Regions from separate parts of the Homo sapiens genome. Here region 1 is linked to region 2. Evidence: read pairs that join two places in POLR2A ChIA-PET (ENCODE). Cell type or tissue: PC-9. All regions are shown on one strand. Links, peaks and the distances in the headings refer to the core of each region. The heading gives the core; the rest is flanking DNA.

What was found. Peaks named below come from ENCODE experiments on the same cell type or tissue, not always from the same donor. Only the 100,000 strongest peaks of a DNase experiment are listed, where the experiment ranks them.
Region 1: POLR2A ChIA-PET joins it to region 2 with 5 read pairs; 5 of 35 experiments call an interaction of 5 or more read pairs at or near these places.

The regions. Positions count from the first base shown.
Region 1 is chr22:35,450,643-35,455,796 of GRCh38, forward strand. It overlaps a transcript of MCM5 not described here. Among named protein-coding and RNA genes, the nearest start is that of MCM5, 53 kb to the left of the region's middle. In PC-9, for the core only: no CTCF peak of the experiment used is centred there; no DNase peak of the experiment used is centred there.
Region 2 is chr22:35,364,703-35,369,856 of GRCh38, forward strand. No RefSeq gene overlaps it. Among named protein-coding and RNA genes, the nearest start is that of HMOX1, 14 kb to the right of the region's middle. In PC-9, for the core only: no CTCF peak of the experiment used is centred there; no DNase peak of the experiment used is centred there; H3K27ac peaks cover 522 bases.

The DNA of each region.
Region 1 (5,154 bases), core at 1,034-3,533, 86 kb after region 2:
AGGAGCATCGAATGAGAAGATCCAACCAACAACCCGGTCCCCACGGCAACACGTTGACACTGGTCCTCTCCACCTGAGGCCTCGTCTGGGGCTCCCTACATCTTCAGAAGTGGTTCTACTTTTATGCCCCATTTGTCAATGAGGAAAGAGTTGGGAATCCAGAGAAAAACCCGGGTCCATCTGACTCCAAAACCAGCACTCTGTCCGCTCACGCTTTTCCATGTCAGAGGGCTGTGTGTGTTGAGGAGGGGTCTACCCACTCCTTCATCCCCCAAGCCCTCAGGAAACAAAGAGAGTCCAGCACATAACAAGTGCTCAAGTGGTTGTAGATGAGCAAGGGAATGAATGATGGACAAGCAAGTGAATGAATGAATGCACTTGTGGAGTCCTGCTGTCCTTTCTTTCCCGGAAACTCCCTCTTTCCCCTCCATGCTCTACCCCAAATGGTGTTCACCTCACCCACCATTGCCCCATCCATCCTCCCCTCTCTGCAGCCACCTTGGGCCAACAATAGATGGGACTCCTCCCATCACCTACAGCCCACTTGCAACCTCAGGATGCTTTGATGGGGTTGCCTTGGCAACTGTAAGTTTCCAATTGAAGCAAAAAGTTCCTACCAGGGTTTTCGATGAAGAATGACGGGAGAACCAGCAGAGAAGGTTGCCCAGGCAACGGGAACATTTAAGTCAAACTTTGCGGGTCTCAGTGTGGGGAGATTATCCTCAGCAAGGCGAAGAGATCGGCCCCCTTGCCAGGCGGCTCTGCCAACGCAAGCTGCGCGTTCATGGAGATGGGGGAGGCCCCCAGCCTAACCTCAGCCGGCCGGTTGTTTCTGACAATTATTGATCTGCCATCTCCAGAGTTCTCTGACTCATGACAAGCCCCAGACGGGCCTCGAGCCTGGCAGTGTCTCCAGGTCGACCAGGTGACTCGAGAGGGGGCTTTGTGCCCTCATTTATCTCTGTGCCGGACCCAGGGGTTGGGTTTCTCTCAGTTACTGCCTCACTTTGCCCCTGTCTTTGTTAACTCGTCTGTCCTTTGTCCCCCTGCAGAAGCAGACATGGGCCCTCAGCATATGATGTCAGCGGCTCTGGCGCCCAGCTTTGTTAGCAGCGGTTCCTGAGTGGGTAAAAAGGATGAGCCCCTCTCTCTAGGGAGAAGGAAGGGAGCATGAGAGGCGGGGAAGCCCTGAGGCCTGCGGGTGGTAAGGAAAGCAGCTGGGATCTGACAGACAAGGCTGATTCCAGGGAATCCAGGCCCTGTGGCTTCTGCAGGGGACTGAGACCCCCTGGGGCAAGATCCCCTTTCAGGTGCCTGATCCTGCAGGGTGATGGGGTGGGAGGGTCTTAGACGCACCTGGGCCCCCACCTGCCCTGTGCTATCTCAGCCCCTGGCTTCTGCCCTTTTTTCTTCCCTCTCCTGCTCCCCTCATCCATGTGTAAAAACCAGGCACCCAGAAAACGAGTAGGGTGAAACTTGGTGCCTGCCTTTACCTGCAGGGGGCTTGGGCATCACTTGACCTAGGCCTCCAAGACTCTGCCCTCCTCCCTGGTCCTCCAACAGCCTTCAGCTTCGTCCAGCACCCAGCCCTTTGCACCTGTGGAACCCCCTGCCTGGATCACTCCACCCCTCCCCACCCCCACGCAGGCCTCGACCACACCACTTTTCTCCACCCTCTTTATGGCAGATGTCACACCCTGGAACCGTGTGGTGTTTCTGTTGTCTGCCTACAGTAGGACGTAGGCTCCACGCCACAGGGACTCTGGCTTCCTGGTCGGCCACTTTGTGTCTGGAGCATGGAGCCGGGCAGGTGCCCGGCAGATGTGTGTTGAATAAACAGGTGGGTGGCCGCCTCACGTTCCTCCACGGTAAAGTGACGCTAAGGATCATAGTCACCTCTGGGCTACATGAAATACCATGCGGAAACGTCTGGCAGCGGGCAGGGCAGGGCAGGGCACTTCACTTTCTGTACTAGCTGTAAAGTGAGAAAGAAGCCCTTGGCACTGGAAGCCTGGCTTTTCGTTGACTCTGCAGCTCCTGGTTAGCCCTGTGTGTGAGTTTGTGTTAAATAATCAGTCCGACTCCTCCGCTGGGGTGGTGGTGCCAGTGTGGCCAGTTCTTGTGCAAATAGAACATTTTCAAGATAGTTCTGCCACTTGTACAGCACTCTACGTGCTGTAGAGTTCAGCCCTGAGAGAGAGGGACAGGATCCTGTGTGTCCCGTCCGCCTTGCATGTGGGTCTCACCAGCGGCTTCCTTCATGTCACTCTGGAGCACTCTCACCCACCCCGAGAGGAAAGTGCCGCTATCCCTGCTTTGCAGATGAGGAAACTGAGGCTGGGAGGCATGGAGAGGGCTGCTCAGGGTGAAGCTGAGGGCTGAGATGCTATCTGTGCAGCTCAGGGGCAGGGGGAGGGTGACGGCCTCTTGCTGTCTGGGGAAGGGGCTCTCACTGGCCACTTCCTCCCTCCTGGCTTCTGCCCCTCTGTTCCCTGAAGACCTCAGCCTGCCTGTCCATCCTGACACGACACGGGCCTGCCCTCCCTGCAGACACGCAGCCTCCCTGGGTCCAGGCACAGACACTGGGCCTCACAGAGCCTGGACCTGAGTGCTGTCACCTGTTTTATGTCACAAGTCTGTGTTTCCAGACAGGACATCAGAGAGACAGAGGGACAGAGATAGAGAGACAGAGACAACGGGGCTGAGCAAGCGCGTCAGAGACAGGGACAGAAATGGAGACAAAAGACAGAGAAGGAGACACTGACAGAGTGATTCAGAGAGACACAGAGACAGAGACAGGGACAGAGAGATAGAAACAGAGACAGAGAAAGAGACAGAGGGACAGATACAGAGAGACAGAGATGGGGTAGAGCATCAGAGACAGAAAGGGGCAGAGATAGAGACAAGGCAGAGGAGAGAATGACAGAGTGAATCAGAGAGACAGACAGAGATAGAGACATAAATAGAGACAGAGAGATAAAGACAGAGACAGAGGGACAGATATACAGAAACAGAGACAGGGCAGAGCATCAGAGACAGAAAGACAGGGAGAGAGAGAGAGACAAAAGGCAGACAGGGAAGGAGAGAATGACAGAGTGAATCAGAGACAGACAGACAGAGAGGGACAAATATAGGAAGACAGAGATAGAGACAAAAGATATATATATATATATATATAGAGAGAGAGAGAGAGAGAGAGAGAGAGATAGGGAGAGGGAGAGGGAGTGGGTCCTGGGAAAGAGGCAGAATCAGAGATGGATGCAGAGACAGAGATACTTAGGAAGGGGTGTCTGGAGACTTCGGGGGACAAGTCTCCACCTGGCTGCCACCAGCCCGCTCTCCTCTTCCCTCCTCAGCTCTCCCTCCTGTCAGGACAAGCAAAAGCATCAGAGACAGAGACAGACAGAGATAGAGATGAAAGACAGACAGAGTTGGAGACGGCGATAGAGTGAATGAGAGAGAGACGGCAGCATGTGTGAGGTCGGTGCTGGGAGAGGGGTTTCTCCCCTTCTTTCTGCTTCCCTCCTCCTCTCCCCAACGCCTTCCCCTTCACCACCTTCCTGGCTCCCTCTGCTCCCCTTCCAAGTCTGCACGTTCTCTAAGGCTTCACGTTGTCTCCAGGACAGGGTCCTCCTGGAGCTCCTGATGGGTAAATATTTACACCACAGGGGCGTCCTGGGGAAATTTGTTGCCCTCTATTAAACAAACACATGCCACTGAAGAAAAGAGCATCCTCCGAGCACCTCCCTTCTCCCCTCCCCTCTCTCTTCTTTGGGCTGCAGCAGGCGGGGGCAGTAGGAGCTTTCCAGGGGCTCTGATGGGATGGACAAGACTGGACACCAAGGTCTTCATCGGCAAGAGGTTCCTGTGACACAGACATGACACCCCACAGCCTGCAGAAGGTGGACACAGTCAGGAGGGCCCCCCTGGCTTTGAGAGCAGACGGCAGAGTCCCGTGAGGAAATCTTGGCTTAGCCTCTTCCCCACTGTGTGATTTTGGACACCTTCCTTGACCTCTCTGAGCCTCTGACCTTCTGCCGGACAGTGCTGACTTGCAGAGTTGTTGTAAGGTTTGGAGATCATGGATGCAAAATGTCTCCAACTAGCCTAGCACGTGCTGAACATCTGGCTTCTCGGCCTCTGCACTGTGGACATTTGGGCCTGGATAAGTCTCCGTTGTAAGGGGCTTCCCTGTGCTTGCAAAATGTGGAGTAGCACCCCTGGTCTCCACCCACTAGATGCCAGTAGCATCCTTCAGTTGTGACCACCAAACATGTCTCCAGACATTGACAGATGTCCCCAGAGACAAAATTGGCCCTGGTCGAGAACTACTGGAATAATCATAGTTTATAATAATAGTTTATAATAATAATAGATTATTTATAATAATCTCCTCTTCCCTCCTCAGCTCTCCCTCCTGTCAGGACAAGCAAAAGCATCAGAGACAGAGACAGACAGAGATAGAGACAAAAGATAAAAGATAGAGACAAAAGACACAAAAAATAACAGATTATTTATAATAATTATTTATAATAATCTATTATTATTAATAGTAAGAATGATTTTTTTGAGACGGTCTTGCTCTGCCATCCAGGCTGGAGTGCAGTGGTGCAATCATGGCTTACTGCAGCCTTGACCTCCTGGGTTCAAGTGATCCTCCCACCTCAGCCTCCTGAGTAGCTGGGACTATAGGTGTGCACCACCATGCCTGGCTAATTTTGTGAAAATATATATATATATATATATATATATATATATATATATTTTTTTTTTTTTTTTTTTTTTTTTTTTGGTACAGACAGTGTTTTGCCATGTTGCCCAGGCTGATTTCAAACTGCTGGGCTCAAGTGATCCACCCACCTTGGCCTCCCAAAGTTCTGGGACTACAGACATGAGCTACCTATATACCCAGAAGAATAATTTTTTTTTAAGTCCTTAATGAAGACAGTCTGAGCCCTGGGATGCTGGTAACTTATTTATGAAGACAAGGCCCTTCCTATAAGTGATTAGAAATGCAAGGAATGACACTAGGTGTGAGTTGGGATTTTTAATCTGCAGAAGGGAGAACCTGGGGGTCATTAATATCTGTCTTCAGAGTGATTGCGCCACCTCAGCAGCAATGAGAACCATGGGGCTTACATCGTCCTCAGCATC
Region 2 (5,154 bases), core at 1,274-3,773:
GCCTGGGTGACAAGAGTGACAGCCTGGCTGACCCTGTATCAAATAATATATATATATATATATATATATTTTTTTTTTTTTTTGAAACAGGGTCTCCCTGTCTCCCAGGCTGCAGTACAGTGCTCCGAGCTCTGCTCACTGCTACCTCTGCCTCCCGGGTTCAAGCAATCCTCATGCCTCAGCCTCCTGAATAGTTGGGATTATAGTTGTGCACCACCATGCCCCCGTACCCAGCTAATTTTTGTATTTTTAGTAGAGACGAGTTTTCACCATGTTGGCCAGGCTGGTCTCGAACTCCTGGCCTAAAGCGTTCTGCCCCCTCTCAGCATCCCAAAGCGCTGGGATTACAGACATAAGCCATCAAGCCCAGCCCAATAATAATAAATAATAATCTGGTATCAAAATGCATCAAAACTCTGCCACCAACTTGCTGGACCTTGGTTTCATCACCTCCGTTATGAGAGGTTTTGTTTTTCCTGAGATAGAGTCTTGCTCTGTTACCCAGATTGGAGTGCAGTGGCTCAATCTTGGCTCACTGCAACCTCTGCCTCCTGGGTTCAAGCGATTCTCCTACCTCAGCCTCCTGAGTAGCTGGGATTATAGGCACATGCCACCACATCCAGTTAACTTTTTGTATTTTTAGTAGAGACAGGGTTTCACCATGTTGGCCAGGCTGGTCTCGAACTCCTGACCTCATGATCCGCCCGCCTCACCCTCCCAAAATGCTGGAATTACAGGCGTGAGCTGCCATGCCCGGACTGAGGGGCTTTAATATCACCATAGAGCATTCTTGCCAAAAATGGTTAACTAGAATCTAATTTGAGGAAAAAGACAAATTTAGAATATGGGACATTTTTAAGACAGCTGATCTGTCTCTGTAAAACAATCTTCAAGTCAAAGTCATGAAACACACCCAAAAGACATGACTGGATGGTGGGTGAAGGGAGAGCAGACCTCTAAAGAACAGTTTTGGAGATAACTGAGGAATTGTGACTGGACTGAGAGTAACGAATATTGTGTGATCTTCTTAATGTGCAAATAATAAGATAGATTGATGTCCTTGCTCTTAGGAGCGAAGTGTCATGATGTCCACAACCTACTCTCAAATGGCTCTGAAAAAATTAATACATAAACGTGAAAGTGAGAGGCTGGGCGTGGTGGCTCATGCCTGTCATCCCAGGACTCTGGGAGGCTAAGGTGGGTGGATCACTCGAGGCCAGGGGTTTGAGACCAGCCTGGCCAACATGGTGAAACCTTGTCTCTACTAAAAATTCCGAAATTAGCTGGGTGTGATGGCGGGCACCTGTAATCTCAGCTATGTGGGAGGTTGAGGAGGGAGAATCACTTGAACCCAGGAGGCGGAGATTGCAGTGAGCCGAGATCGTGCCACTGCACTCCAGCCTGGGTGACAGAGTGAGACCCTGTCTCAAAAAAAAAAAAAGCAATTTCACTTCTGGGTATACATCCAAAAGAATCGAAAACAGGAACATGAACAGATATTTGTGAACCCATATGCATAGCAACGTTATTTACAATGACCAAAAGGTAAAAGCAACCCGTGTCCATTGATGGATGAAAGGATAAACAAAATGTGTTGTGTGTATACAAATGAATACACACACACATACACACATGGAAACATTATTCAGCCTTACAAATTAAGGAAATTCTAACACATGCTACAAAAAAGAAAAAAAAAGAGAGAAAGAGAAAAACCAAATAGCAAACTGCTGACCATGGGCAATGTGGGTGGAGGGTGTACTGGTGTGTTCATGGTTCTATTCTTTTTTTTTTTTTTTTTTTTTGAGACGGAGTCTTGCTCTGTCGTCCAGGCTGGAGTGCAGTGGCGTGATCTCTGCTCACTGCAAGCTCCGCCTCCTGGGTTCATGCCATTCTCCTGCCTCAGCCTCCTGAGTAGCTGGGACTACAGGCGCCCGCCAACACGCCCGGCTAAATTTTTTTTTTTTTTTTTTTTTTTTTTTTGAGCCAGAGTCTCGCTCTGTCACCCAGGCTGGAGTGCAGTGGCGCAATCTTGGCTCACTGCAAGCTCTGCCTCCCGGGTTCACGCCATTCTCCTGCCTCAGCCTCCTGAGTAGCTGGGGCTACAGGTGCCCACCACCACACCTGGCTAATTTTTTGTATTTTTAGTAGAGACGGGGTTTCACCGTGTTAGCCAGGATGGTCTCCATCTCCTGACCTCGTGATCCGCCCGCCTCGGCCTCCCAAAGTGCTGGGATTACAGGCGTGAGCCACCGCGCCCGGCCTCATGGTGCTATTCTTTTCAGCTCATTGGTATGTCTGAAATTTTTTCAAAATAAAAAGGGAGAAAGAGAGAAGAGAGGAAAGAAGAGTTGGAATGAGCCCCTCTATTCAAAGCCAATCCCAGTCTTAGAGTCTGGGACCCTGTGCTAGTTGGCTTGGGCCGCCGTAACACAGTACCACAGACTAGGGGCTTGGATAATGGAAATTTATTTCTCACACTTTTGGAGACTGGAAGTCCGAGATCAAGGTGTTAGCAGGGTTGGTAATGAGAGCAAAGATCACCTGGTGGCCATCAAACAAACCATCCAGAGGCAGAACTCCTTATCTGAGGAATGGAGAAGTAATTAGACTTTCCTGTTATCTGAAGCCAGCCATCTGGTGCCAGGCTTCTTTCTTAAAAATGTATAAGTAATTAGAATTTCTCTACATCTCTGGAATGCATGCATATAGAAACTCATCATGCAACCCTTGCTGACATCAAGGCACTGAAATGTTTACAAATGTAATCATGTACCGTGACCTACGCGGCTAACATGGTCCAAATTACCCTTAAGTTCCCGCTTTAAGGTCCATAAATGGCTCTAAGGAAAATCTACCCTGGCACGCCCAGTCCTCTCGCTGAAGCGCCCCGCTGAACTCTGCTGCAGCGTTCTTTCTGTCTAATACAACTTCCCTTTTCAAACCTATACTGTTGTTGGTAAATTCCCCTTACTACCCATGAGCCAACCATTCTCTGCTGCCAGCACTCTAACACCTTGCCAAGCAGTTGGTTTCTTTAGAAGCCTCCCTCCCCAGCCTGCAGATGGCCACCTTCTCCCTGTGACCTCACAAGGCCTCCCTTCTGTACCTGTCTGTGTCCTAATCTTTTCTTATAAGAACACCAGTCATATTGGATTAGGGTTCACCCTAACAGCCCCATTTTAATTTAATTATCTCTTTAAAGGCCCTAATACGGGCGGGGTGTGGTGGTTCATGCCTGTAATCCCAACACTTTGGGAGGTCGAGGTGGGTAGATCACCTGAGGTCAGGAGTTTGAGACCAGCCTGGCCAACATGGTGAAACCCAGTCTTTCCTAAAAATACAAAAATCAGCGAGGCATGGTGGCGGGCGCCCGTAATCCCAGCTACTCGGGAGGTTGAGGCAGGAGAATCACTTGATACTCGGCGGCGGTTGCAGTGAGCCGAGATCACACCACTGCACTCCAGCCTGGGTGACAGAGCGAGACTCCATCTCAAAAAAGAATAAAATTAATAAATAAATGCCCTAATACAATCTCCAAATAGTCTGAGTTACTCCAGGTTAGGGTTTCAACATATGAATTTGAGGGGATTCAGTTATTCCCATAACAGCCTCTAAAGCCACCTTGAGCTTCATCCCTCCCCCATATTCCACAGGGGCACAGAGAGGGCTTTCCCAGCCAATTCCATTTCTCTTTCCTGCACAGGTCTGAGGCTGAGCTCTGGGCAGAAGGACCCTGCTACAGGCATCGGCTGGGAGGGAGAGAAAGGGAGAACCTGCCCTCAACCTTCTCCTCATCCATTCCTAGCCAACTCCCCCGACCACGCCCAGCTGCCCAGGGGCCCCGTCCTGCCAGCTCTCCTGCAAGGAGGCTTCTCCCTGCCCTGGTCTCCAAGGAACAGGCTTCTTCCTGGAGCCCAGGGTCCTTCCTGCCTTCCTTGGCAGGTGGGTCCCTGACCTCCTGCATTGTGGTCACTCCCAACCAAACACCTCCCGGGAGGCGGAAGTTGCAATGAGCCAAGATCAGGCCATTGCACTCCAGTGTGGGCAACAAGAGCAAAGCTCCATCTCAAAAAAAAAAAAAAAAAAAAAAAAAAAGTTGCCCTTTCGAATCCAAGGGCTGCTGTTTTTGCAAGTGGATGAAGGCTTTCCCTGAGTATTCCTCTTGCTTCCTCCCACCTCCTCCTGTAACTGAAGGATTGTCCTGTCCTCCTTAAGCATTCATTCTGCATGTTACCCCAGCAGGACCAGGAACCCCAAATACAAATTTTCCTCTATTCCTCTAATCACTTCCATGCCCTTCTCAAGATGCATCAAGACCCTCAAGGTCAGGCCGGGCACGGTGGCTCAAGCCTGGAATCCCAGCACTTTGGGAGGCTGAGGAGGGCGGATCACGAGGTCAGGAGATCAAGACCATCCTGGCTAACACAGTGAAACCTGGTCTCTACTAAAAACACAAAAAATTAGCCGGGCGTGGTCGCGGGCACCTGTAGTCCCAGCTACTCGGGAGGCTGAGGCAGGAGAATGGTGTGAACCCGGGAGGCGGAGCTTGCAGTCACCCAAGATCGCGCCACCGCACTCCAGCCTGGGCAACAGAGCGAAACCCCGTCACAAAAAAAAAAAAGAAAAAAGAAAAAAAGAAAAAAAAAGACCCTCAAGGTCATATTCAAAGGGAAGGAAGTCCAGCCCCCTTGAGGCAGCTGGCTGAAAAACAGGTTTCTCATATACTAAAAGAACTTGGGAAATGGGAATCAGAAATGGATAATCATTTTGTTGCTAGCATGCTCCAAGCTAGGGTCATTATAAGGTGATGGAGACAAGGACATAGGCTGGCCCAAGGCCACAGGCACAGGAGACAAAAATACCCGCAGGACAGAGATGAAGGCTGATCCCAGGCTAACAGATGACCATTAGAACACAGATGAAGGCCAGGTTAAACTGGTTTATTCTGGAACCCCAAGGATGAAGAGGGAGCCCCCGGTTCACTTCAGTATCTCCTCTGTTCTCAGTGGGTAATTATGATGAGATGGGGCCAAGGTTAAGGGTACACAGTAAGACTGGTTCATTCCGAAACCCTAAGGATGAATGAGGAACGCCCTGTTCAGGAAAGGATAACAGGAAAATAAGAGGATGCCTTCTTTTCTGTTTTTTTTT